Regions from separate parts of the Homo sapiens genome. Here region 2 is linked to region 1. A link is an interaction called in ENCODE POLR2A ChIA-PET data of the cell type or tissue named here. Cell type or tissue: Panc1. All regions are shown on one strand. Each heading gives the region's core, and the rest is flanking DNA. Links, peaks and the distances in the headings are about the cores only. Region 1 overlaps LINC02542 (long intergenic non-protein coding RNA 2542). Region 2 holds the start of LOC124901352 (a long non-coding RNA gene).

What was found. ChIA-PET counts read pairs that join two places held together with the same protein. Peaks named below come from ENCODE experiments on the same cell type or tissue, not always from the same donor. Only the 100,000 strongest peaks of a DNase experiment are listed, where the experiment ranks them.
Region 2: POLR2A ChIA-PET joins it to region 1 with 5 read pairs; 1 of 35 experiments calls an interaction of 5 or more read pairs at or near these places.

The regions. Positions count from the first base shown.
Region 1 is chr6:81,997,762-82,013,085 of GRCh38, forward strand. All of the region lies in intron 3 of LINC02542 (long intergenic non-protein coding RNA 2542), which reads right to left. Among named protein-coding and RNA genes, the nearest start is that of LINC02542, 96 kb to the right of the region's middle. In Panc1, for the core only: CTCF peaks have their summits at 8,565 (motif pointing left) and 8,764; a DNase peak (open chromatin) is centred at 8,563.
Region 2 is chr6:82,401,666-82,416,989 of GRCh38, forward strand. It overlaps LOC124901352 (a long non-coding RNA gene), which reads left to right and starts at 6,057. Exons shown (of 2, transcript XR_007059664.1): 1 at 6,057-11,120; 2 at 13,781-14,221. In Panc1, for the core only: no CTCF peak of the experiment used is centred there; DNase peaks (open chromatin) are centred at 7,426 and 7,784.

The DNA.
Region 1 (15,324 bases), core at 4,951-12,950:
CTATCTTTATTACTCTGAATACTGGCACATTAAATATCCTAAGATCTAATAAAATAGAAATGAATGAATGATGGGCACTTCCCAGTCACATATGAGCCCAACAGGGTTTTGCATCTCATAAGTTACAAGTAACTCCCATGGGCCAGGCACATCAGAGACAGATTAGTATAATGGGCCTAAAGACTCAGTACATTTACCAGCTTGAGTGACTCTTTAATTTCTGTTTCTGAAATAAACTTCTCCTAGGTGTGGTTTTGACAGTTTGTGCTCCCTCAAACTCTCCTAATATAGAACTTTTAATATAGAGTGCTAATGGGGCAACCATGAAAAGTATGGATTCCTATATAATAGCCCTTTATTAGTTTTCTAGGTCAGCTTTAACGAAGTACCACAAACCGAGTGGCTCAAACAACAGAAATTTATTGTTTCACAGTTCTGGAGGCCTGAAACCTGAGATTAGGGTGTCAGCAGGATGTTCACCCCAAAGGCATCAACCTTAGAAGGATGGTTCCAGGTCTGTCTCCTAGCTTCTGGGAGTTCCTTGGATTTGGGGAGCCTAACTCCAATTTACACATGACATTCTTTCTGTGCGCATGTATCTCCATGTCCAAACTTCTCTTTGTTATAAAGATGCAATCTTCACCATAACTTGATCATCTACAAAGACCCTGTTTCCAAATAAGGTCAAATTTACAGGTACTGGGAGTTAGGACTTCAATATTTTTAGAGGGGACAGAATTCAAACCATAAGAATCCCCATTCAGTCAGTGTGGTTAATCCCAATACATGAGGGAGAGCAACAAAAGTCAACCTTAGCAACACAGATAAACAAGCAACATTGGTATTTGAAGCCACAGAAATGATAATGCCTTCCACTCTTCTGAATCATAATTCACATTTAGGTTAGATCAAATTTTGTTTTTTTTTCCTAAAAAGTAAGCAAAACTGTCTAAAATGAAGGAACGATGACTCCTAAATAATCATACAAACTAACTTTTCCCATATGAATCACCATGAGAATAAAAACTGGAGCATTATCAGCTATACATGAAGATAAATGGACATCTTATAATAATAATAAGAACAACGAAGGCTGGGCACGGTGGCTCATACCTGTAATCCCAGCACTTTGAGAGGCCAAGGCGGGCAGATCACCTGAGGTCAGGAGTTCAAGACCAGTCTGGCTAACATGGTGAAACCCTGTTTCTACTAAAAATACAAAAAATTAGCCAGGTGTGGTGGCACGCACCTGTAATCCCAGCTACTCGGGAAGGCTGAGGCAGTAGAATCACTTGAACCCAGGAGGTGGGGGTTGCAGTGAGCCGAGATTGTGCTCTTGCACTCCAGTTTCGGCAACAAGAGTGAAACTCCATCTCAAAAAAAAATTAATTAATTAAATAAAATAACAACAATGAAAACAGGGAGGGATGTCAGCAAGATGATGGATTAGGAGATTCTAGATGTCATGCCCCGCCAAAACACCAATTTTGGTAACTACCCATGGATGAGTATATCTTTGTGGGAATCACAGAGTCTAACTGATATTTCAGCACTCCAGGGGAACACAAAATCCAAGAGTGGACGCACTGAAAAGGCTAGACATAAATCCTATTAATCAGCTTTCACATTCCACCAAGAGGTTTGCCCGCAGAATGACTCACCTGAGGACCATCATAATCAGCTGACACATGCCTCCAGGACCCCACATGCCCTCCCCATGGACAGTACCCTGTGCATAGCCCACATAAAATCCCATTCATAGCACACATATCTCAACAGAAGGTGTGGATCTTAGCAGACAGCTCAACCCTGCTGATTTGAATAACCTTGAACATTGCCCTAGGAAAAATAAATGGGAGCCTCATAGCACCAGACCTGGTGTTGCAGAATCCAGAGACAGCACACAACCCCTAAAATTTCTCCTCTTATAGAGAACAAGAAGAGTAAAATTGATACATCCAGAAAAAGTCTGAGAGACTCCCAGAATCTCTAGCTGGGCTTGCTGGTGAAGGTCTTTCTCTCTTGAAGCCAGTCAGTAAAGAGTAGAGAAGACGATTACTTCTTCAAATGCAACAAGAGTAACACAAGTCTACAAGGAGCACAAAGAATCAAGGAAATATAGCAGCACCAAAGTAACAAAATAAAGCTCCAGTGGACTAACCCCAAAGAAAGGGAGATTTATAAATTCCATGATAAGTAAATCAAAATAGCCATCCTAAAGCTCAGTGAACTATGAGAGAGTGCAGAACACTAGACAAAATCAGGAAAACAATACATGAAAAGAAAATCGGAAGTTCAATAGAGACAGAGAAACCACAAAAAAAGAGCCAAACAAATTCTGGAGCCAAAGAATACAATGTCTAAAGTGAAAAAAAGAATAGAGAGCTTCAATAGAAGAATCAGTCAAGTAGAAGAAAGAACCAGCAAACACTAAGACAGATCATTTGAAATTACCCAGTCAGAGGAACAAAGATAATAACAATAATAATGAAAAGAGTGAAGAAAGCATATAGGACTTATGGGACACTGTCAAGCAGACCAATAAGCATATCATGGAAATCTCAGAAGGATCAGAGAAAAAGAAAAAGGCTAGAAGGTTATTTAAAGAAATGATGATGACCGGGTGTGGTGGTGCACACCTGTAATCCCAGCACTTTGAGAGGCTGAGCAGGGTGGATCACCTGAGGCCAGGAGTTCAAGACCAGCCTGACCAACATGGTGAAACCCTGTCTGTATTAAATACAAAAAATTACCCAGGCATGGTGGTGCATGCCTGTAATCCCAGCTACTCAGGAGGCTGAGACAGGAGAATCACTTGAACCTGGGAGGCAGAGGTTGCAATGAGCCAGGATCACATAATTGCACTCCAGCCTGGGCAACAACAATGAAACTTCATCTCAAAAAAAAAAAGAAAGAAAGAAAGAAAGAAAGAAATGATGACACAAAACTTCCCAGATCTGGAGCAGGAAATGAACATGTGGCTACATGAAACCCAAAGAACTCCAAATAGGTTGAGCATAAAGAGATCTTCATTGAGTCACATCTTAATCAAATTGTCAAAAATCAAAGTCAGAGAATTTTGAAATCAGCAAGAGAAAAGCTGCTCATCTCATCACTTACAAAGGAAGCTGCATAACATTATCAGAACATTTCTCAGGAGAAACCTTGCAGGCAGGAGAGAATGGAATGATATATTCAAAGTGTCAAAGGAAAACAATCACCAACCAAGTATATTGCATCCAGCAAGCTGTTATTCACTGGTCAAAGTAAATATAGAGTAAATTCACAGTACAATAATACTGTAATGATGGTGCAGAAATCATTTTTAGTCTAGTGTTAAGGTTAAAAAGACAGAAGTTTTAAAAAATATAGCTTCAATAACTTGTTAATGATTACATATTATAAAAAGATGTCAGTAGTGAAATCAATAACATAAAATGGGGTGAATAAAAGTTTAGAGTTTTCATATGTAATTAAAATTAAGTTGTTATAAGTTTAAAATACTGTTATAAGATGTTTTATGTAAGACTCATGATCATCACAAAGAAAAAATCTGTATTAGATGCACAAAAGATAAAGGAATAAAAGCATACCACTACAAAAAAATCAGGCTAGAACCTCCTGATTCAAATAACAAAGAAAGACAGCAAGAGAGAAAGGAACAAAGGAGCTACAACACAGTAAGAAAACTATTAGACGCCAGAAAAGTGGCTCTAAATAAAAGAAAACAATTAGCAAAATGACAATAGTAAGTCCTTACCTATCAATGACCACTTTAAATCAGTTTAAATTTATTACATTTTCCAACCAAAAAACAAAGACTAGCTGAATGGATTTAAAATAAAACAAAAACAAGATCCATCTAGATGTTGCCTATAAGAGACATATTTTAGTTTTAAGGATATACTTAGGCTTAAAGTGAAGACATTAAAAAGATATTTCATGTAAATGCTAACCAAAAGAGAGCAAGAGTAGCTATATTTATATCAAAGACACTTTAAGTGAAAAACTGTCACAAGAGACAAAGAATGTGATATAATTATAAAAGGATCAATTCCTCAAGAAGATATAACAAGTATAAACGCAGTGGATCCTCTGTATGCACAGCTTTCACATCCACCAGTTCCACAAATTAAAAATACAGTTAGGGTTACAATGGTTACATCTGTACCAAACATGTAAGAACTTTTTTTTCTTGTAGTTATTCCCTAAACAATACAGCATAACAACTACTTGGGTCACATATATATGTATTCGATATCACAAGTAATCTAGAGATGATTTAAAGTATATAGGAGTATATGTATAGGTTATATGCAAATACTATGCCATTTTATATGAGACTTGAGCATCTGTAAATGGGGTGATGGAATCAATTTCCAAGGATACCAAGGAATGACTGTATATATGCATTCAACATTAGAGCACTTAAATATATGAAACAAACACTAACAGAACTAAAGGGAGGAATATACAGCTTTACAATAATAGTAGGTAAATTCAATACCTCACTTTTAACTATGGATAGATTACCCATTTAGAAAACCAGTACAGAAACAGTGAACTTGAACAACACTATAGAAAAATAGACCTAACAGACATAAACAGATCATTCTATCCAATAGCATTACAATACATATTCTTCTCAAAGGCACAAGGAATATTCTCCAGTATGGATCACATGTTAAGCCACAAAACAAATCTTAACAAATTTCAGTAGACTGAAATTATATCAAGTATATTTTCTAACAATAACAGTATGAAACTAAAAATCAATAAGAGGAAAATTGGAAATCTTATAAATATGCAAAATTAACAAATACACTCCTAAAGAACGAATGAGTGTAAGAAGAAATCAAAGGGGAAATCAAAAAATATCTTGAGACAAACAAAATTGGAAATATAACGTACAAAACTTACAGGGTGCTGAGGAAAAAAAGCTCAAAGAATAAAGTTTGGTGCTATAAGGTCTACATCAAGAAAAAATAAAAATCGCAAATAAACAACCTAACTGTATACCTCAAATGAACTAGATTTTTTTATTTTTTTTTTTGAGATAGAGTCTTGCTCTGTTGCCCAGGCTGGAGTGCAGTGGTGCAATTTCGGCTCACTGCAAGCTCTGCCTCCCGGGTCTGAGCAATTATCTTGCCTCAGCCTCCGGAGTAGCTGGGACTTCAGGCACCCACCATCACGCTCAGCGAATTTTTTGTATTTTTAGTAGAGACAGGGTTTCACCATGTTAGCTAGGATGGTCTCGATCTCCAGACCTTGTGATCCACCTGCCTCAGCCTCTCAAAGTGCTGGGATTACAGATGTGAGCCACCGTGCCTGGCCAAAAGAACTGGATTTTAAAGAAGCAAATGAAGCACAAAATTAGCAGAAGAGAGGAAATAATGTTAGGAGTGAAATAAATGAAATAGAAACTAGACAAACAATTGGAAACTTCAACAAAAATAAGAATTTTTTTTTAGATAAACAGAATTGACAAACCTTTAGCTAGAGTAAGAAAAAAAGAGAGGAAACCCAAGTAAAAATATAAATTAAAGGGAAAGCATTTTAATTTATACCACATAAAGAACCATAAAATTCTACTGTTAAAAAATTATATTCCAACAAACTGGATATAAATACACTGAACCGACAGCACATTAAAATAATCATATGAAATAATCAAGTAGGATTTATCTCTGGGATGCAAAGATAGTTCAACAGACACAATAAACATGAAGACATTAACAGAATGAAAGAAAAAATAATATGTTTATGTCAATAGATTCAGAAAAAAAAGCATTTTGTAAAATTCAACACCATTTTATGATTTTAAAAAACCTCTCAAGAAATTAGGTAGGAAGGAATGCACCTCAACATTATAATAAAGACCATATGTGACAAGCCCACAGCTAACATCGTACTTATTAGTGGAAAACTAAAAGCTTTTTCTCTAAGGTCAGGAAAAAGAAGTGTATGTGCACACTCACACTTCTATTCAACATAATCCTGGAAGTCCTAGCCAGAGCAAATAGGAAAGTAAAAGCAATAAAAACCATTCAAATCAGAAAGGAAGAAGTTAAATTGTCTCTGTTTGCTCATGACATAATCTTACATATAGAAAATCCTAATGTCTACACACACACACACACACACAAACTGTTAGAAATGATTAATGAATTCAGTAAAGTTGCAGGATACAAAATCAACATATGAAAATCAGTTGTGTTTTTATACACCAATAACAAACTATCTGAAAAAGAAATTACAAAAACAATGCCATTTGTAATAGCATTAAAACAACACAACATTTATGCATAAATTTAACAAGGAGATGAGAAATCTATACTCTGAAAACCACAAAATATTTTTTCACACTCTTTAGACACTACAGAGTGAAAACTATAAAACATTGATGTGGCCGGCGCAGTTGCTCATGCCTGTAATCCCAGCACTTTGGGAGGCCGAGGCGGGGGGGTTCACCTGAGATCAGGAGTTCGAGACCAGCCTGACCAACATGGAGAAACACCGTCTCTACTAAAAAATACAAAATTAGCCGGGTGTGGTGGTGCATGCCTGTAATCCCAGCTACTCGAGAGGCTGAAGAAGGAGAGAATCACTTGAACCCAGGAGGCGGAGGTTGCGGTGAGCTGAGTGCGCACCATTGCACTCCAGCCTGGGCAACAAGAGTGAAACTGCGTCTCAAAAAAAAAAAAAAAAAAAATTGATGCAAGCAATTAAAATAGACACAAATAAACCGAATGATATCCCATGTTCATAAACTGGAAGAGTCAATATTGTTAAAATGTTTATACTACCCATGGAAAACTACAGATTCAATGCCAGAGGCACTTTCTTTTTTTTTTGTTTCTTCTTTTTTTTTTTTGAAACAGAGTCTCGCTCTGTCGCCCAGGCTGGAGTGCGGTGGGGCGATCTCGGCTCACAGCGAGCTCCGCCTCCTGGGTTCACACCATTCTTCTGCCTCAGCCTCCGGAGTAGCTGGGACTACAGGCGCCCACCACCACGCTCGGCTAATTTTTTTGTATTTTTAGTAGAGACGGGGTTTCACCATGTTTGCCAGGATGGTCTCCATCTCCTGACCTCGTGATCCGCCCACCTCGGCCTCCCAAAGTGCTGGGATTACAGGCGTGAGCCACCGCGCCCGGCCTCCAGTGGCACTTTCACAGAAATAGAAAAAATAATTCTAAAATTTGTATGGACTCACAAAGAACCCTGAATACCCAAAGCCACCTTGAGAAAGAACAAAACTGAAAGTATTACACTTCCTCATTTCAAATTATTTTACAGAAGAAGGAAAACAGGAATCTTCCAGAATCGTTAAGGACACTCCAGATCCCAGGAAGGAGAATGCTGGCAAACAGCCCCCATGATGGTGTCTGACTGATAAACATGAGTGAAGCCCAGTCTGCGAAAGAAGCAGAGACATCCTCTGTGACTCTTCTTTACACTGGGGATCTGTGTAACCCAAACCTTGAGCAACCCAAACCTAGAGAGTGCGCTTTGTTTCTCCCAAACCCTGGCGCTAACTCGGGAAAAGGCCAGCTACTCGAGACACTGGGAAAGACACCGGGAAAAGGTACAGAAATTTTCCCACACCTGGACCTAGAACTGGACACCATTTTTAATTCAGGTGAATACAAAGTCAGCCATTCTTTGGACATTTGCTGGCATGCTCACACAGGCATTTTAGACTCAGATTGGAGCACCTGCTCTCCTCCATTCCATTGCAAGACTGGAACAGGAGAACTGCTATAGCTGTAGCTTCTGCTGAAGAGTGAGACTTAAGCCAGAGCCATCTTGGCCACCTAGAACTGGTCTGCATGTGCCATTGTTGGGGCCTTAGGCTGTTTCCCTAAGATCATGGTGTGGCACAGCCCTCTCCACTCCACACCCAAGCATATCTCCAGGCATCTGGAGCACCCACTTGTCTGGTTCAGCAGCTTGATTCACCCTATCCTTCCTGGACATAGATCATGGTGCAGCGAAGCTTTTTCTGCTCCGTTCCCAGGCAGATCTCCAGGCATTCCAAGCACCTGCTTGCCTGGATCAGCTGCCAGAGCTACCCTATGCAGAGTGCCAGACCTCCTATGCAGAGATCTTGGTGCAGGGGAACCCTCCTTGATCCATGCCAGGCAGATCTCCAGGCATCTGAAGTACCCATTATCTTGGATTAGGAGTTTAGACCCCTCCCCCACCATACACACACACACACACACACACACACACACACACACACGAGACACATCCCCATGCAGAGAACTTGGGGCTGAGTAGGCTTCCCAGCTCTGTGCCAAGGTATATTTCTGCGTGCCTGGTGTTACCCACTGGATTCTCACACAGCACAGGTGCTTGTGCCTGCCATCAGGGGACCTGCCCAATTCAGTCCCACCAATTGTTGCCCCCACTGCCTCCGGGCTGAGCAGAGAACTCACACCACTGTGCATTCCATGAACCAGCCCATTGCCTCAGGTAACAAAGAGCTTCTGCCAGTAAACAAGGATCAAGTATATACCCAGCCATGTTGGCCACAGCCAGCTCTTACCTATAAGTGCCATCTGCTGGCTCGTTGGTCAAACTGCACAGCCCAATATAAAATCTGCCAAAAACAGTGCATAAGACTATAGAAGTAAAGCCAAAAGACCCTATTCAGCATTCTCTACAGTTGCATCCCCTGGTGAGGTAGAGGGGAAGAAGGAAACAGAAAGGAAAAACATATATATTACAGGGAAAGAAAGAAAAAGAAAAAATCCCTCCTGCACAAAAATAATTACAAAAATTAGAAGTGCCGGTGTCTCCAGATGAGAAGGAATCAGTGCAAAAATTCTGGCACCATGAAAAATCTGAATGTAGTAACACCACCAAAAAAATCACACTAGCTCTCCAGCAATGGTCACCAACAAAATGGAAACTCGGAAATGACAGATAAAGCATTTAAAGCATGGATTGCAAGGAAGCTCAACAAGCTCCAAGGTAAGATTGAAAATCAACACAAAGAAACTTCTAAAGCAATCTAAGAAATGAAGGAAAAGATAAACATCATGGAACGAAATCAATCAGAGCTTCTGGAATTTAAAAACTCACTTAAGGAATTTCAACGTACAATTGAAAGCTTTATCAATAGCCTGGATCAAGCAGAAGAAAGAATTTCAGAGCTTGAAGACTAGTCTCTTTAGCTAACCCAGACAAAAATCAAGAAAAAAGAATTTTTTTAATGAACAAAGTCTTCAAAAAAATATGGAATTATGTAAATTGACTAAACCTACAAATTATTGGCATTCCTGAGAAAGAATGAAAAGAGAAGGATAAAAACCTGAAAAACATATTTAAGGGAATAATTCAAAAAAATCCCTAATCTTGCTAGACAGGTAGACATCTAGATACAAGAAATCCAAAGAACACTTGTGAGATACTATTCAAAATAAACATCACCAAGGCATATAGTCACCAAACTGTCCAAGGTCAACACTAAACAAAAACTCTTAAAGGTTGCTAGAGAAAAAGGTCAGATGACATACAAAGGGAAGCCCATCAGGCTAACAGCAGAAATCTTACAAGCAAGGAAAGATGGGGGGCCTGTTTGCAGCATTCTTAAAGACAAGAAATTTCAGCCAAGAATTTCATGTCCCACCAAACTAAGCTTCATAAGCAAAGGAGAAATGAAACTTTTTCAGACAAGCAAGCACTAAGGGAATTCATTACCACTAGACAAAACATATGATCATCTCAATAGGTGTGGAAAGAGCTTTCAAGAAAATCCAACATCCCTTCATGATTAAAAAAAAATGAAAAACCTCAAGAAATGATGTTCCTCAAGAAGGAATATACCTCAAAATAATAAGAACCCTCTCTGACAAACACAGAGCCAAAATCACACTGAATGGGTAAGAACTGGAAGCACTTCCCTTGAGAACTGGAGCAAGAAAAGAATGCCTACTCTTATCACTGCTAACATTGTACTAGAAGTGCTAGCCAGAGCAATCAGGCAAGAGAAATAAATAAAAGACATCCAAATAGGAAAAGAAGAAGTCAAACTATCTGTCTTTGCAAATATGATTCTACACCTAGAAACCCCCTAAAAGCGCCGCCGCAAAAAGGCTCCTAGAACTGAAAAATCACTTTGGTAAAGTTTCAGAATACAAAATCAATGTACAAAAATCACTAGCATTTCTATGCACCAATACATTTAAGCTGAAAGCCAAATCAAGAATGCAATCTCATTTACAATGGCCATGCAAAAAAAAATAATAATTTAGGAATACATCTAACAAGAAGATGAAAGATCTCTAAAAGAAGAACTACAAAACACTGCTAAAAGAAATCATAGATGACAGAAACAAATGAAAATCTTTCCATACTCATAGTTTGGAAGAATCAATATTGTTAAAATAGCCATACTACCCAAACCAATCTACTGATTCAATGCTATTCCTATCAAACTACCAACATCATTTTTCACAGAACTAGAAAAAAATTCTAAAATTTATATGGAACCAAAAAAGAGCCCAAAACAGCCAAAGCAATTCTAAACAAAAAGAACAAAGCCAGAGGCATCATACTAACCAATTTCAAACTATACTATAAAGCTACGGTAACCAAGCAGCATGGTACTAGTACAAAAACAGACACATAGACCAATGGAACAGATAGAGAATCCAGAAATAATGCTGCATACCTACAGCTATCTTACCTTTGACAAAGCTGACAAAAATAAGCAATGAGGAAAGGACTCTCTATTCAAAAAAATGGTGCTGGGATAACCGACTAGTCATATGCAGAAGAATGAAACTGGACCCCTACCTTTCACCACATACAAAAATTAACTCAAGATGGGTTAAATATTTAAATGTAAGAGCTCAAAGTATAAGAATCCTAGAAAAAAACAGAGGAAACACCATTCTGGACATTGGTCTAGGAAAAGAATTTGTGACCAAGTCCTCAAAAAAAACGTATAAGTGGGACCTAATTAAACTAAAGAGCTTATGCACAGTAAAAGAAACTATCAACAGAGTAAATAGACAAGCTAGATAGAATGGGAGAAAATACTTGCAAACTACACATCAGACAAAGGTCTAATATCCAGAATCTATGAGGAACTTAGACAATTGCATAAACGAAAAACAATCCCATTTAAAAATGGGCAAAAGACATGAAGAGGCACTTCCTCAAAGAAGAGATACAAGTGGCCAAAAAACATATTTAAAAATGCTTGGCATCACAAATCATCAGAGAAATGCAAATCAAACCCACAATGAGATACCATCTCACACCAGTCAGAATGACTATTATTAAAAAGTCGAAAACAACAGGTAGTGGCCAGACTGTGGAGAAAGAGAACACTTTTACACTGTTGGTGAGAATGTAAATTAGTTCAGCCACTATGAAAAGCAGTTTGGTGATTTCTCAAAGAACTTAGAACAGAACTACCACTTGACCTAGCAATCCCATTACTGGGTATATACCCAAAAGAAAATAAATCATTCTACCAAAAGACACATGCACTTACATGTTCATTGCAGCACTATTCAAAATAGTAAAGACATAGAATTAACAAAGGTTCCCATTAAAGGTGTACTGGGTAAAGAGATTGTGGTACATATACACCATGGAATACTATGTAACCACAAAAAAGAATGAAATCATATCCTTTGCAGCAACATGGATATAGCTGAAGGCCATTATCTTAAGCAAATTAACACAGGAACAGAAAACCAAATACCACATGTTCTCACTTATAAGTGGTAGCTAAACATCAAGTACTCATGAACACAGATTCCAACAATAGAAACTGGGGACTTCTAGAGGGAGGAGAAAGAGAGTGGGGCAAAGGTTGCAAAATGAGTATTGGGTACCATGCTTTGTAACTGGGTTGGATATTATTCATGCCCCAAAACTCAGCATCGTGCAATATACCCAGGTAAAGAAAAATCTGCACATGTACCCAATGAATCTAAAGTAAAAGTTGAAAAAAAAAGTTACAAAGCTATGATAATCAAAACAGTATAGTGGTTGCATAAACAAAAACATAAACTAGTGAAACAGAATAGAAAGCCCAGAAGTAAACCCATCCATTTGCAACTAATTTTTTTAAATTTTACTTCAAGTTCTGGGATACATGTGCAGAATGTGCAGGTTTGTTGCATAGGTATACATGTGCCATGATGGTTTGCTGTACCTATCAACCCGTCATCTAGGTTTTAAGCCCCGCATGCATTAGGTGTTTGTCCTAATGCTCTCCCTCCCCTTACCCACCACCCCCTGACAGGACCAAGTGTGTAATGCTCCTCTCCCTGGGTCCATGTGTTCTCATTGTTCAACTCCCACTTATGAGTGAGAACATGTGGTATTTGGTTTTCTATTCCTGTGTTAGTTTGCTGAGAATGATGGCTTCCAGCTTCATCCATGTTCCTGCAAAGGACATGAACTCATTCTTTTTTATGGCTGCATAGTATTCCATGGTATATATGTGCCACATTTTCTTTATCCAGTCTATCATTGATGGGCATTTGGGTTGGTTCCAAGTCTTTGCTATTGTAAATAGTGCTACAATAAACATACATATGCATGTGTCTTTATAGTAGAATGATTTACTTTCCTCTAGTATATACCCAGTAATGGGATTGCTGCATCAAATGGTATTTCTGGTTCCAGATCCTTGAGGAATTGCCACACTGTCTTCCACAAGGATTGAACTAATTTACATTCCCACCAACAGCGTAAAAGTGTTCCTGTTTCTCCACAGCCTCACATCTATTGTTTCCTGACTTTTTAGTAATTGCCATTCTAATTGGCATGAGGTGGTATCTCATTGTGGTTTTGATCTGCATTTCTCTAATGACCAGTGATGATGAGCTTTTGTTCATGTTTGTTGGCTGCATGAATATCTTCTTTTGAAAAGTGTCTGTTCATATCCTTCACCCACTTCTTGATGGTTTTTTTTTTTTTCTTGTAAATTTGTTTAAGCTCCTTGTAGATTCTGGAAATTAGACCTTTGTCGGATGGGTAGATCACAAAAATTTTCTCCCATTCTGTAGGCTCTGATGATAGTTTATTTTGCTGTGCAAAAGCTCTTTAGCTTAATTAGATCTCATTAGTCAATTCTGGCTTTTGTTGCAATTTCTTTTGGTGTTTTAGTCTTGAAGTCTTTGCCCATCATTTGCAACTAATTTTTGACAAGGGCACCAGAAATCCACAAGATTGAAAGATAACCTTTTGAATAAATATTGAATAGAAATCTGTGTATCTACATGTAAAACAAACAAACTCTTACCTTACACCAAGCACCCACATCAACTCAAAATAAAGACTTAGAGAAGAAGATATAGAGGAAAAGCTCCTCGAAGTTAATTTTAGCAAAAAATGCACAGACAACAAAAGCAAAAATAAACCAGTAGTATTACATCAAACTAAAAAGCTTCTGGATAGCAAAAGAAATGATCAACAAAATGAAAAGGCAACTTATGGAGTGGGAGCAAATATTTGCAAACCATATATCTGATAAGGGATTAATATCTAAAATAATACGGAATTCATACAGCTGAAAAGAAAAACATTAATAAATATGACTACAAAATAGGCAAAGAACTTGAAAAGAAATTTCTCAAAAAAAGACATCCAAATGGCCAAGAAGTACATATAAATGTGCTCAACATCACTAATCATCAGACAAATGCAAACTGAAATCTCTAGGTATCATCTCACACCTACTAGGATGGCTGTTATAAAAATAAAGAAGTAAATAAATAAAAGGTAAGTATTGCCAAAGATGTGGAGAAAAGGGAACCCTGTACTGTTGATGGGAATGTAAATGCATAAAGCCATTATGGAAAACAGTATGGAAGTTCCTTAAAAAATTAAAAATAGAACTAATATATGATCCAGCAATCCCACTTCTGGGTATATATCCAAAACAGTTGAAATAGGATCTTGAAGAGACAAACATCTGCATTCCCATGTTCATTGCAGCATTATTCACAATAACCAAGATATGGAAGCAACCTAATTGTCCATCAATGGATGAATGAATGAAAAAGTCATGGTAGATACATACAATGGAGTACTATTCAGCCTCAAAAATAAGGAAATCCTACCATTTGCACAACACGGATGAACCCGAAGACATTATATTAAATGGAATAAGCCAGACTCAGAAAGATAAACACTGCATGATTTCACTTACATGTGGAATCTAAAATAGTCAAACTCACAGTAGCAGAGAGTAGAATGGTAGTTGTCAGTGAATAGGGAGAGGAAGAAATGGGAAAAGAACAATTAAAAGGTACAAAGTTTCAGTTGTGTAAGATAAGTTCTGGAGATCTATACATCATTGCACCCATCACTAACAATACTGCATTACATACTTAAAATTCCTAAGAGAGTAGATCATATGTTAAGGGTTCTTATAGAAAGACAATAACAACAACAACAAAGAGGGCAGGAGGACACTTTGGGAGGTGATGGATGTGTTTATGGCTTTGATGGTGGTGCTGGTTTTATGGATGTATACTTATCCCCAAACTCGTCAAGATGCATATATTAAATGTATACAGCTATTTATATGTCAATTACACCTAAATAAGTTGGTCTTTTTAAAAAAGAAATTAAGTAAACAGAAAAGATGCAGTCTCTACTTGATAAAATTGCCACATACTATGTTTTATGGGAAAGGGGAAAAAAGCCCTTTAAGTTGACAGAATGCATACCAAGGTAATACAGGAAAACATTTGAAAAATAGGATTTTCATAATGTTTTACAAAAGGAGAGTTAACACTGAAAATTGTGCAAGCTCTCTTCTTTTGAAATATGAGGTAGAACAATTTTTCTTTTCATTTGAATAGTCTCTAGGACTATTTAACACCATATCATGTTTTCAAACAGCTATTCAGGCAATTGAGGCCTCTACAGAAGTAATTCAGGTTAAATGAGGTCATAAGTGTGGAGCCCTGTTCCAATAGGATTAGTGTCCTTATAAGAGACACCAAGGAGCTCTCTCCCTCTTCACAAGCTCACAAAGAGGTTCTGTGAGTACACAGCCAGAAAGCAGCCACTAAGAGAAGAGGCCTCAGGATAAAACCTACTTTGCCAACATCTTGATCCTGGGCTCCTGAGACTCTCAAAACGTTAGGAATAAAATCTGTTGTTTAAGCCACCCAGGCTGTGGTATTTTGTTATGATAGTTTTAGCAGACCAAAACAGGGCTGTTCACATCTCCACTTACCCATTCATAGTTTCTCTCCAAGGTTGTATTTCCTAGATAACTAGATAAAGAGGATTCCATCACCACACTGGTTCTAATTCTAAATGTTTATCCTACAAATA
Region 2 (15,324 bases), core at 3,639-11,638, 400 kb after region 1:
AAAAAAAAAAAAAAAAATGACTATAGCATTGTAAATTCCGTGAAATGAGGGGCTGTTTTTTATCTTTGCATTTACATAAGCACGTAACATAGTTCTTTGCACACTCAATTAATGTCTGTCAAATTAAGTTGAATAGCGTTTTTCTCAAAATGTTGTGGATTCTTAAATATAATAATAGCTAATATTTCCTGCCTTACTATGCACCAGCTGCTTTATCTCATGTAATTCTTTTAATTCTATGTGGTAGCTACAGTTACCGATTCCGCTTATACAAAGTAATTGAGATTTCCTGAGATGTCACATCTAATAAATGGCAAACTGAGATTCCAACTTGGATCTATCTCACTTCACAGAAACCCTCTTAACTACTATGCTACACTACTTTTTATCCAGAACTAAGATCTTCCCTGAAATGCTAATCATGGAGAATCCTTCTGCATGCCAGAAAGTGAAATGACAAATAAATCTTTACATTTATTCATTGCAACCCTGGAGGTGCTATCATCTGTGTCTCAAATTTAGTTTGCAGCAGGATCATCTGCAGTTCTGAAATGCATATTCCTGAGCCCCGCCCCCCGACCTATTCAATCAGAATCTCTAGGGGTGGTGCCACAAAGCCACATTTTTATTTTTTATTTTATTTTTATTTTTATTTTTTGAGTCGGAATCTCACTCTGTGGCCCAGGCTGGAGTGCAGTGGCGTGATCTCGGCTCATTGCAACCTCCATCTCCTGGGTTCAAGCAATTCTCCTGCCTCAGCCTCCCAGGTAGCTGGGATTACAGGTGTGCACCACCACACCAGGCTAATTTTTTTGTATTTTTAGCAGAGATGGGGTTTCACCATGTTGGCCAGGCTGGCCAACAACTGACTCCTGAGGTGCCCTCGGCCTCCCAAAGTGCTGGGATTACAGGTGTGAGCCACCATACCCAGCCAAGAAGCTACATTTTTATCTGAACTATCATTTTGATATGGGGAACCCTGGACCACATTTAAGAGAAGCACCAGCCAAGAGCAGGGACTTTCAAACACTTTTAACCACAACCTAGAGTTAAGAAAACATTTTATATTGTGACCCACCATTCATATACATGTGCCCACAAAAATGTGAACATTCTGATATTTTCCAACTCTATTCCATTCCATTGTACTTTTTAAAACTAATGGTCAAGTTTCATAAATTGATTTTATTTCCCATTAGTGGGTCACAATTTGCAGTTTATAAAATACTGACTTAGAAAGGTTATATTTGTACCATGTGCCTTCTTTTTTCCTGATTTAAGAGTTTGCACATTAGCGAGACAGAAAGTCCAGCTGTCATTCCTGTATACCTCAGTTAGCTCACCTGATTATTCCAGGCAGGGCTGGATTTACTCCTTATCCTCTGTTCCCAGAAAGAAAAGGATGAAGTTTTTTCCCTTGAAAGGGTTTTTGAAAGTGTCATTTAACTAGCGATTTCCGTTAGTCCCACCACTCCACCAATACGAGTTATGGCAGCTCTGTGTCCCATTAGTGAGCTCTTTCCCCTTCAGCTCTGTGGGACAGGCTGCAGGGCCCAGATCTCTCTGAGCATCTCCTACCTGGCACAGCACAGGATTTATTTAGCATTTGGCCTAGGGTTTGTCCCACTGTTTCAGAGTTTGCTACCATTACTGTAGTAGGTATGAATAATTTTTCAAGTGTAAGCTTGTGACTTCTTTTTTTGCTCCTGAAATTATTGATCAAGGGGATTTCTGAATGATTTTGTGTTGGATTTAGCTAAAAAGAGTTTTATTTTCCTCCTGCTGCTGAAATGATCTCACATACCTTCATCTTAGCAAGTCCTTTAGATTTCATTTGGGAATTAAGATATGAAAGCTCTTTCCAGGGTTATTTTTATGGGATGAGTATGTAAGCTGAAAATAGGAAATATAGTTTGGTTAAGGGGAGCTACATTTGGGATGATCAAGCACAAATTCCTAATTTATTTTATGTTAGCAACAGAAGGCTGTCTTTGTTTTTCTTCCTTTCCTCTCCTTTTATTCTTTTTTTTTTTCATTTATTCAGCTACCTATTTGACACATATTTATTGGAGCCTACAGTGTACCAGGCACTGGTGTAAAAATGCAATACCAATATGTCCTGATACTCAGGAGACTACAATCTAATGGTGAGGGAGACTCTAGTTAATCAATGATTATAATATTTTAATGAAAGAGGTATCTGAGTCAGGGCAGTCAGGTAAAGCTGTTCCAAGGGGGTGACACTGAGCTAAATTTCAAAGGGTGAGTACAAGGATGAAGAAGCCAAAGAAGGAGGTAATAGAGACTTTGTCTTAGTTTGGGTTTCCCTGAATTCAGAGCCTGCAATAAGGACTTAGAGGCAGGTAGTTAATTTACAGCATGAGCCCCAGAAACTGGAGTGAGAGAGTGTGAGACAGAGAAAGAAAAACAAAGTCAAAGTAGATTGAGCTCATTGCCAACTATGGACAACTGGGACTTAATTCCACTGGGGACCTCTGGAGGAATGTAGGTACTATAGAATTATCTCTCCTCCCAAGGACAAGTGGTGGGGGTTCTGTCCGTTGTCTCCTATCTTTATTGGGATACAGGATGTGTGTGTGTGAAGGCTGGGGTGGAGGAAACATGAAGAACTGACTGGTTTTTCTCATTCTTTGTGGCTAGTGACAAATGGGGTGCAGTTGAGGGGGTTTTTAAAATCTTGTATTATTTTCTAAATGTTCTTCATTTCATGTGAGTTGAGGCTTACTTAAATTTTCCTCAATCCAGCTCATGATTCCTTGCAATTTGAATAGATTATTTCCATAGTCTGATCTCAGTGTTAAGTGATGTGAATGTTCATTTGTTTCCATGTTCTGTGTTTTAGTGAAAAGTTAATAGTCTCGAGAAGGACTGTTCTCTTGATGGCATTTGGAACCTCTGTATAAGTTTACCATACCATACTTTCTCATATGAAAAGAAGTATAATATCATCTTAAATAGGAACATCCTTGGAAATCAACTTTTGCTTGATGAAAACCTTTCTAGAACTGCTTCTTGGGTTTTGTTATTCCTTATTTTTGTGAGTGCAAGAAAGTAATCAGAAGAATTATATTAATTTATTCATGATCAGTAAGCAATAGAGACCATACCCAGTCTCATAATTATAATGTTAAAAAGGACACTGTGCACTAATACACGAAAAAATGTGGATCGAAAAATAGTTTAATAATTTAAAAGCAAAATATAAAATTTAGGAGTACAATTTATCAATAAAATATTATTTTCTCATATCCTCTGAAATCATATAATCAAGTTAGAATAGATTTCCTCATAATAAAGTAATTTGTAATAGAGACTATTCTCTTGCATAAGTAAAAATTTTAGTATGAGATAAAATCATTGCTAGAAATATTAATCAAATGTTAACCTGCTTTTTATTCTTTATATTTTCCAGATTCTATTTTTGAAATGACTTATAGTACTTCCTCTAAACATTACAATTTATGATTTTTTATTATTTTAAAGTTGGCATCCTGAGATTACTTGTTTTTTAGCAGATTCAACCTTATGTTAACTTCAAGATGAAAAAGGGCTTAGTTGTAAACAGCTACTTCAAAGTAGAGGTTTATGAGATTTAAGAGCTTTCTTAGCACTAATAAGAAAGAATACTGCAAATAATGACACTCCATCACTAGCATGTATTTTATAGTCCATATTTAGTTCTTTTTTCCCTTGGAACTTTGGAGTAAACAACCCATTCTTTGTGGGTAACATGGTCTTAAATAATTAAAAAATATTTTTAGGGTAAAAACCTTTTACTTCATTTGAGAATTTATGTCTTATGGAATTAGGTTTTAAGGCTGTGGGTGCTCAGATACAATTATTTATCAATAAGGCACCTTATAAATGCACATTATGACACCATAAAGAATAGACATGCAAGTATTGTCATGTCTGCTCTAAAAGTAGAGCTAGTGAATTACAGATTATAATTAGAATGAGAGACTAAATGATATTTAGGGCCATGTGCAGGGCTTACTTCTTGAAATACATGGCTGCCAAATGCTTATGGTCACATTTTAAATATTTATTTAAATCCAAGGGGCCAATCACTTTTTATACCCAGTCTTCAGGACCACCTGTCCCAAGCTACAGTTAGCATGCTATTAACTACTGTTGTTTCCATGATCACTAATAGCATCCATTTCTCTTATTGCACAGTATTTCAACATGATTATAGGAACATTCGAATTTTAAACTTGGAAAGAACTTCTAAAATTATATGTATGGAGTGCTTTTCCATTTCAAAATCAGTTAGGTATATGGAACACTCACATAAATGTTTAGTAACTGGTTCTCTAGGGGAAAAAGCCCTGATTTAAAACTTTTGACAGTCTTTGTGGTGTAAATATTCCCACCATTTCAAGCTTCCAACGTTACTTCACGGAATGTGCCATTGTTTTTGTAGTATTTCTACCACACAGATACATGTAAATAAACTTGACAGCCTAAATAATAGAAATATGTAGTAAAATAATTAGGAAGTAATGAATTTTGAATATTTGTAGCCGTTGTTTTTAATATAATTTACTTAATTGTAGGTTTATATAATTTAATTTTTTTGAAAAAGGCTTGCCAAGTTCCTAAAATTTAACAGTTAGCTCCCATGAGCTGGTACAAGACAGCTTCAGTATGCTACTTGGCTGTAGAGATATTATAGCAGATTTACAGATGAGGAAACTGGAGCTCAAAAGGAAGAAAGGAAATTAACATGTATTGACCACTTATTTGAAGCCATGCAGGATATTGGACAATGTCATAACTCATATAAGCCTCAAAAAACTTAGTGAAATAAGAAGTATTATTCCAGTTTTACAGATGTAAAAACAGAATTTTCCAAGAGTCATAATGCTATTAAGTGACAAAATCAAAATTAGAACCCAGATTCCTGGTTCACGGGATTCTTACTTTTGTTTGCACTAATATATCTTGCCCTCTAATTTCCATATAAGTCATGTTAGAACACCAGAGATGATCATGTCACACATGGCGAGATACAGCCATGGGCCCTGTGCCTTTTAAGACACTATTTTTTTAGACGTGAATATGGCTATGGATTTTTAAAATTGCAATATATAAACAGTGGGTAATTATAACTGTGTTAATCTGATTTCAGAGATAAACTGGCTTTAGATTTTTAGTAATTAGAAAGCTTAGCTAAAAATAAGCATGAACAGGAAAAATAGTAGTATATATAGATATATATACTACATATTATGTAGGCTTTTCAAGTAGGGTTGATATTATCAGCATTCTCAATGTAGTATAGAAGTTATCATATTGAGTAGTAAAATACAGTGATGGGTGAAGAACATAAAACAACAAAAATTATAATTACTTTTCGAGAACTCAATACTGTTAGGACCAATGGCTCAATACAGAGATGAGATAGAAGAGAGAGATGTTCAATAAACAATGTCTAAGGCAAATCTTTTATTCAGAGTGAATAACTTGGTACCTTTGTTATAGTATGATGCTTTTAGTCAGATATCAACAACAAATAGAAATCAACATAGAACAAGCTAATCTTCATCATGAAGTTCTTTGCAATCACTTTGAAGATTAATGTAATGTGATATTATTATACACTATTATACAAAAAAGACAAGTGCAAATGTTGTAAGAGAAAAAGATATTAAATAGCCATAAAAGATTCTAATTATAATTAAGGCACCTTGTAAGGACAATAAAAATGGATTTAAAAGTGAAAGATCTATCTTTTCGGAAGTCTCATTTTAAGTATATTGTTAATTCAAGTTAATTTTTAAAAATGTTTTTCAAGCCGCATAAGGTTTGTGAGAATTTCTGTTCCAATATTATGGTAGTCACAAATAAATATTGGAGATTTTATATATATATATGTGTATGTATATATATTATATATATATGTGTATGTATATATATTATATATATGTGTATGTATATATATTGTGTGTGTGTGTGTGTGTGTGTGTGTATATATATATATATTTAAAACAGGTACTGTGCATCTTACTTAGTATGATTAAAATAAAAGAGTTCAGAACCATTTGGTCCAGAACCAAATCTGTCTCTTTGTTTGGTCAATAGGAACTGCACTTATTTCAAGACTGAAAAGTACTTTAAATTTGGAATGTTGGAGGTACCTTGGTAATGTAAATTTTTGCATTTCTTTTATGCTCTCCTGTCTTCTAAGTGTTTTAACTTCCATCACAATGAAATTTCTTCCTTCAAAATTATATCACCAAAAATGACATTTGGAACAAACATCAAATTTAAACAGATTTCCTTGCTTCTTGTCCATGTTCTTCTTGGAAGCCACAGAGAGGATGGCCTTTGGGTGATCCACTAGTTGTTTCTAAATGGGAAGCTCCCTGCTTTTCCCCAAGGCACTGGCAGCTCTTTCACACATTGCCACTAGCAATGAACAGTCTCAGAAGTTCTTGAAAGATGGTTTTGTCACTTGTCTTACCTCTCTGCCTGCTGACTTGAAGCCTGACAAACAATGATAAGTGAGAGTGACAAATGGCCATTACTTACTATCCTAGAGATCTCCCATAAGGAAAAGGCCTGAATATGGAGCTGGACATGCCTCCATTACACTCCCAACTTGAAGAAAGCAAAACCCAATACAACTAAAATTGTCTAATTAAATTATTTGCAAGTAAATAAGTTAGTAAAGGAAGGCACTCATACCCAAAAGAATGTGAAAACAAGAACATAGAGTTAGAGTTTACCCATCAACTTATCTTAATGTGTTTCTAGTATCTTTATACAGGCATTTTTGTTTCAGTAATAATGTATGCTAACAGTATCTAATATGTAAACAACTTAGCTTATTGTTCTAACAGTGCTTCTAATTGTTCTATACTGTGGAATTATTATAAGGCAGACTCATTGCGTATCTTATCCAAGGACAGTTATTATTGGAAGTGCAGGAAAACCTAATTAAAACACTTTAATAATTCAACACAGTCGTCCATTACCAATCTGTGACACTGTGTGGATTAGATGTATATCGCATGCTTTACACAGTAGTGTCCCCTTATCCACTGGGAATACATTCCAAGACCCCCAGTGGATGCCTGAAACCTCAGATAGTACCAAACCCTGTATATAATATGTTTTTTTTCCTATATATGCATACCTATGATAATGTTTATTAATTAGGCACTGTAATAGAGTAACAGCAATAACTAATCATAAAATAGAACAATTATTACAAAATGCCAGCATCACTACTCTTGCATGTTTGGGCCATTATTAAGTAAAATAAGGCTAACTTGAACACAAGCACGTAAGCACTACCATACCACAAAAGTGGATCTGATAACTGACATGACTGTTAAGTGACTAATGGACAGGTAGTGTATACAATGTAAATATACTGGAAAAAAGGATGATTCACGGGATGGAGCAAGATGGCACAAGATTTCATCAGGCTACTCAGAATAACATGCAATTTAAAACTTATGAATTTTTTATTTTTGGAATTTTCCATTTAATATTTTCAGACCAAGGCTGACCATGGGTAACTGAGCAGAAAATGAAACTGAAGATAAGAGGGGACTACTGTACTGTTGCACCTCAGTGTTAACCATTACTTCTCTTTTTGCTCCAAGATTTAGAAATCTAGGCAGGCCAGGATAGTCAAGATCTGATTTGTTGTCTGGTGATTCAGCCAAAAATCATCAAAGAAGCTTCCTCCCCAAATTCCTTGCCTTGCTTCATTATCTGTCCTCTGCATTTTTCTTAACACTATGAAAATATAATAGAGACCAGGAGAAAATTTATCTCTCTCTTGCTAACCATGTCTCATATATTTGTCTGAGTGTATAAGCATTATAATTATAGACACTTCCAAAGAACATAGAGATAAAAGGAGACATCTAAATCAATGTCCAGAATGTCAGAACTGTTATTACTTAATATGAGACAGAGAAGCAGTTTATAGTTTTGAACATTTGTCTTAGGATTAAGAAAATGGAAGAGAAGCCTCTTGGGTTTGGTGTATAAGAAGAGATAGCAGCAAATTGTTTTGTGAAAGAGACATATATGAGAGTACACGGAGAGGCTGATCGCGGGACCTGGAATCATACTACACTGGGTTCAAGTCCCTGCTCCACCTCTTTCTAGTGTGTCTGTATCACCGTGGGTGAGCTACTTAACTCTCTGTGTCTTAGTTTCCTCGCCTTTAAATGACATGGATCCACCATTGTGTATCATACAGAATACCTGCACTGTCCTAAAAATCCTCTGAGTTCTGCCTGTAAATTCCTTCTCCCAACTGGTGCAACCACTTATCTTTTGACTATTTTTACTTTAGATTTAAGATAATTTATTCATCATTTGTTTGGATTTTTAAAAGATTTTGACTTCTTTCTTTTTGCCTCAGGAAAAATCAGCATGGTTTGTTGTAACAGAATACCTGAGACTGGGTAATTTATAAAGAAAAAAGATTTCTTTAGTTCACAGTTCTGCAGGCTGAGAAGTTCAAGAGTATGGCCCTGACATCTGGTGAGGGCTTTCCTGATGCGTCACAACATGGTGAAGGTCACAGGGGAAACCGACACATTTGAAGAGACAAAACCCAAGGGGCATCCTGGCTTCCTAACAGCTCAGTCTTACAGGAACTAATCTAGTCCCATGAGACCTAATCCAGTCTTGCCAGAGCAAGAACTCACTCACTACTGCAAGAACAGCACCAAGCTATTTATGAGAGACCCACCCCCAAGACTAAAACACTTCCCCTAGGCCCCACCTCCCGACACTGCCACATTGGGGATCAAATTTCAATGTGAGTTTTGATGGGAACAAACACAGCATATCTAAACCACAGCAATAACAATAACAGCACACCTAACATTTACTGAGTGATTGCAATATGCCAGGGACTGTCCTGAGAAGCTTACATATATTGACACATTTCATTGTCAGAGCAATTATGCAACTAGACACTAAAGTTAGCTCCATATTATAGATGAAAACGTAGAGAGAAATTCGATGACTTACTCAAGTTCACACAAGCAAGTGCTAAAGCCAAGTTTTGAACCCAGATAGTCTGTCTTCAACCATCATTATCTGATGAAATCAAAGCTTTTAAGCTTCATAAATCATATATGAATTATTTACGTAGTATAGAGCTAGCATTCCCGTTCAATGAATGATTATTCAAATATTACTTTAAAAACAATTTTTCCTTGAGGAAGTATAATCACAAATAACAATGTTCCTGAGAATTCAGAAAAAAAAGTATATTCTTTGGTTCTTATGTCAGTCATGGAGACAGAAGCCCCTCTAGGTATTTTAAACAGAAGTTACTTAATATGGCAAATTGGTTACAAAATGTCGGAAAGGCTGGAGATGCAAAAAAGAAGGTGGTGCAGTTACCCAGAGATTGATGACAATATGAAGTCACTAGCACATAAGCCTGGAAGTAAAGGGGAGAATGCTGTTACTCAGAGTCCACACTCACTGTAACTAGGGTTACTGGAGTATCCACCCATGCTGTGGGCCCATTGGAACCACAACAGCTACTACCTTGCGGAAAGCCAGGAGTCAAGAAACTCAAGAGTTACCTGCGCCCACCACAGCTGTTGTTGGAATGAGATCCAAGGCTGCCAGAGTGTGCACTGCTTCCGTCACCTCTGAAACCATGCTTCTAGAGCAAGAAGCCTGGACCTCACACATACCTACTGCTGTTGTTACCGCCTAGGACAAGGTCAGAAACAGAGAAGGAAAAGAAAAGTGGCTTATCCCTTTATGCCACCTTACATCTCCTGCCATTGCCTCCCATTGACAAGACTACTCTGCAGACACCTGACAAGGGAATCTGAGCAATAGAGGTGGCAGAACTCCAGTCCCCAGTAATGCAGAGAACATCCGAGCCAACAGGCAACTTTCTGTTGTAGCACTTTGTTTGTTTTAGAAACAACAGGAACCATTTAAAAATAAACATATATTGATGAACTTATTACTCAAAAGAACAACCAGGGTTATTAGTTGCCAACACTAGGTCCCACCATATTTAGTTTAAGCAGGAAAGTCAGTCATTAAAGGATATTCTGGATAGTCCACAGAGATCACAGAGTCTCTGGGGGGTTGGGCTATGAGGGTACCCAGCCAGATAAAATGCCTGGACTGTACCCCAGGGCTGCTTCAGCAAAAGCACCATTGCCATCTCTGGGCACAGACACCATGCTGTGTATGGCTAACACTGGGCATTAACCACCAGAACCTCCACTGTCTATTCTCATCAAAAAATGGATTCTACACAATGCCTGCATCTACACTTTGCTCTCTTTAGAATCAAAGTCTTGCACTGTGTCTTTATCACATGCCTATCTGCAAGAGAGGTGAGGCAAAGCAAGTCTCTGGCATCTACCTTAGGAATGTGGTACTCATAATGTCATTCAATCCTGGAGATAAACCATTGTTTGCAAATTACCTGACATAATGACCATGTGGCCAGTAATGTTTGTTTGATATACATGCTACACGCCAGCTACAATTCTAATCATTTTACAGATATTCATAGTGCTCTATGAGGTAGCTACTATTATCATTTCTGTTTTGCAAATGAGGAAGCAGAGCACAAAGGGATCTTTTTAATGAGCTCATGGTCCCATAGCTACAAACTGCCAGACCAGGATCTGAACTTAGGTTTCCTGGCTTCTAAGTTAGCTCTTAGCCACTCACCTGTACTGTACATGACAAATGTCCCGTAAACAGTAGCTACTTCCGTTCATCTTTTTTTCCTGGCACTTATGACATAAAGAGGGGAGAGGTCAGAGGATGGTGGAGAGGTCCTCAGAGGCCAGGTCATTAAGGAGCTTGGAATCATATTGAGGAGTAAGGATTTTATTCTAAGGGTGACCAGTTCCCAATCCAACAGTATATTCACACCCCCCTGAGCTGGAGCATTGGCAGTGGAAGTCAGATCTGTGACCAAGTGACAGTTAAGAGTACAAAGAGGGAGAGGAGAAGGGGACCAAATGTAGAATTCTTCTTGTTGTTGGTATTGTTTGGTTTTAAAACATTTTTTTTTAACATGGGTAGGAAGAAGAGTCCAGGAAGCAGGCTCAAAAAGACTGATCAGAGAGGTAAGAGAAACAAAGGAGGCTGTTATTCTAGACTCCAGGAGAGATCATTTGAAGAGGGTGAGAGTGGTCAGGAGCCTCAGCTACTGCAGGGAGGTCAAGGAAGAGAATGAGAAACTGGTCTTTAAATTGAGAAACTTGGAGATTATTGAAATTATCTTAGCAATAGTAATTTCAATAGTATAGTTAAAGTAGATGCAAACTGCAAAAGACTGAGGGATTAATAGCAGGATGTGGAGATAGAAAGCACAAACAACTTTTACTTGATTGAGACGAGAAAGAGTAAGAATATATCAAGGGTAGCTTCTTTTTTATGGGAGAAACTTGAAAATGAAGGAAGCTGAGGGGAGGATCCAGTTGAGAGAAAATTGATGATGTAAGCAAGAGAAGAGATAATGACAATGGAGAGACCTTGAGTAATTGGGAGAAGAATAGATGGAGGGACCAGTCTTAGGTAATAGTTTCTTTCTGCAGGACATGAGGAAAAAATGGAGCAGTTATAGACACATCTGTCTGTGTGGGGAAAGGAGTGTGAGAAAGTCCTCTCCTAAAAGACACCATTTTTTTCCCTATGAAATATGAGAAATATCATCTGCTGAGGGAGAAGAGTTTCAGGATGGGATATGGTGTCTAGGGAGAGTGTTGGAGGTTAGGAACAGCCACTGAAGGGAATGGGAAAGACAGCTCATCAACCAAAAGGTGGCTCGGTGGCTCGGTGGCTCAGTGGCCCAGGGAGCTTGGCTGAGGTGAGAGGCAGTATATTTTTAGCATGAATTTCTGCATTAGTTTGCGAGAGTCTGGCCATAGGGGCATAGATCTGAGAAAGGTCCTCAATTAGCAGGGCTTGAGCAGAGGCATTGATTCTGAGAAGAAATGTGCTGAAACAATGTGCCACCAAGTCTAGGCTGGATCAGAAGAAACTGGGAGAGAGAGGGGTCCCAGGCTGGTGCAGGGGAATGGAGGATGACCTGTGATCACAGCACATTGGCAACTTTCATGAGTTCAAAGATAAAATATGTCAGGAGCAATGGAGTGAGATTTTTGGAAGGATAAGGACTGTGATCATAGTAGGATATTGAAGCTGTTTCAGGTGATGATGCCTTAGGGTACGAACCTGGGAGTGGATCAAGGCAAAGGCTGCTGGAGAAAAGCTCAGAGTTGAGATGTTTCAAGAATATTTAGAGCTGTAACCTAAGAAACAAAAATTACTTTTTAAGTGAAATTTTTTATTTATCTAGAATCAGGAGGGTTTTTTTCCTGCCCACAACTCAGCTGAAATGATGATGCAATTACTTTAGTGAATATCTCAATTATCAACTTAGACCTGTTAGTTGTTCTTTAATCAATGTTGCTATGCAGAAATGTTCATGATTGTCCTACATAAGGCAGGCTAACTCATAAAACAAATAAACCCAAAAATGTATCACGGCCTAAGCATGATAGAAGAAATGGTATAGACTATGCTTCAGCCTAAGAACCAGGCAGATAGTTGATTGAATCTATAAAAAAATTTTTTTAAAGAGGATGGGATTAAATAAGATATGGATATATAATACTTGGCTGCTTTTCCTTTGCTTTTTATTATTATTATTATTTTTAGTTTCAGTTACTGGCAAAGCATCGCCAAAAGGGTATCCATACTTAGAAATGCATGCAGGATCACTCAGTGATGTGCTAAACACTCATCAAAAGCAGAGATAAGGGATTTTGGCCAAGGACAGATAACAGAGGATGGATGGCCTAAAGAGGAGAGAAAAGGACACTTACTGACTGCCTGAAACAGGAGTGGCTGCTGGCCCCAAGATCAACAGCACCAAAGTGGAACACATTGTCTTCCTCTCAGAACAAACGCCTCTGCCTTCCAACTTCTTTATTTCTGTTAATGCCCCCACCCCATCCCCCAGCCCAGTCTTCTAGTTTGCTGGACGTGGACACTGGAAGTCACTGTGTGTTTCTCACATTCTTCTAAGTCCTACAGACATCTCATAAGTCATCAAAAGCCTCTCGATTAATCCTTCATCACATCTCCAGCAGCCTGAAGAATGCTTTGTCAGGCTCATGACACTCTGCTGCTGGAGGAGCAGCAGTGGGAGGGGTTGTGGGGCCATTCTTCCTTAGCCGTCCTACCTGGTGGGTGACTCTGTGGGTTTTCTGGCAGGTGGTTGGGATTGCCCTAGAAGTGCTTCTGTGGATTGGGTGATGAGACTCTACTCTTCCAAGACTCTGCACCCCTCCAACCCTGGGATAAGATTCTGTTAAGTGCACTGCAACCTACATGCCATTTTTAAAAGGCAAAGCAGAAATATAGGGCATTGCTTTATAGATTAAAAGCTTTCCAGGAACTGTATGGCACTGGTTTTTAAAAACCACGCACACACATGCACACACGCAAATATGCACATTTACATACACAAACTTTTTTGAAAATTCTCACGTGTGAGTGTATTTAATTCTGCTTTATAGTCAAATCACAACACCAAAGAGGCACCCCTTAATTAGCAATATTCTTATACAGAGATGTTCATGGCTATGCTAGCTAGGGTAGGCTAATTGGTGAAACATATAAACCCCCAAATGTATAATGAAACAAAAAAGAGGGCAATTTCTTGCTTGTATAAGGTCTAAAATGGGTTTTTCTCATTGACGGCTGGCTCTCTTTTCAGCAGGAATTCAGATCCTTTTCATCTGTGACTCTGTCATTTTCAACATGTGGCTTCAAAAGTCTGCTTCAAGCCAGTGAAAAGAAAACAAATATGAAGAATAGACTTTTCCAGGCCTGGAAGTGGCACTTATGACTTTCACTCACATCCCAACAGCCAGAACTCAGTTATATGGGAAATGTAATCTAACTATGTGTCCATGAAGAACAGGACATCCGGGAAGCAATTAGCAGTTTTTTCTACAATGGTATAGCAACTGGATCAGTGTGGAGAATTTACAGGGCATCAAAGAAGAACCACTCTTCTTTACCCAACATGGTGGTGTAGGTACACTAGAAACTCTTGGTGGAGGAATAGGTCAGACCTATAAGTGAACAGGAAGCCAGTGGTTACATTTAGGGGGAAATATTTGAAATTCTAATAAAGTTTTTTCATTGTCTAAAATATACTGAAAGGAATTTTCTTAAATGAACACATTCTTCAATAATACAAAGTTGGCAAATTGGCAGGTTGGGAAGTAGGCAGTAGCAATGTGAACCAGTTGGAACTAGACAAGAAGCCCAGACTAGAAAAACAAAGCCCAGGCAAAAATCCAAGAATGCCAGGGCAATACCAGCATGAGAAATCAGATAAGTGAATAGAAACCAGGAAGCCATAGAAATTTTGGAGCAGAGTAAAATTAAAGTTACAAAACCTGGATGGGAGAGCTGGTCCTACTATTTACAGATGGACACAGGAGAACCCGCTTAACTTCTCTGAGTTTGTTTATTCATGTGTAGACTTGGGGTAATCATATCTACCTCATAATAACTGGAGAATCAAGTGAGATGATGCAATGAAAACTCATGTACCCTGGCAAAAGGAGAAAATGGGCTAATTTTAAGTGTTTTTGTTTTTATAAGCTTAGGGTTAAGGAGGGAACAGTGCTATTTAGGAAGAAGAGGAGTTGAAACCTCTTTTTTTGACAAATAAATCCCTGGTCCTGAACTGGCAGAAAAGGTTGAGAAGAACTACTTTGTGTAAACTCTATCTTCGTGGGGAAAACTTGCAGATTCAGTTTCCTTTATAAAAGTCCATTCTTCCTGCCGTCCTGCATGCCTTTCTCCCTCACTCCTTTCTCTCTGCTTTTACTTCCTCTTTTTACTTTTCTCCTTTATTTTTCCTCTATTTTTTTTCTCCATCTAGTTTCTTTGTTAGGTGAGCCTGGACAGTGAGGAGAGTGTAACCAATTTCCTGTATAAGGATTCTAGACAGGAGCTTGCTAAGGTTGGGTTTTAAGGGTTCAATCAATAATAGAAACAAAAAGGATGTGCTCCTGGCAAATGTGTTGTTTGATGTAACTCTTTAGGGGAAAAACTGGCAATATACACTCTTAAGTTGATCATTCTCTTTGACCTGCAAGAATTTTTCATGGTATCCAGTATAGGAAATAATCAGAAAAAATAGAAGCCTTATGAATAAAGATGTTCATCGTAGTTTTACTTATAGCAATAAAAAGTTTGAAACAGGCTGAACGCTCAAAGGAAGACAAATGGTAAATTCAACTA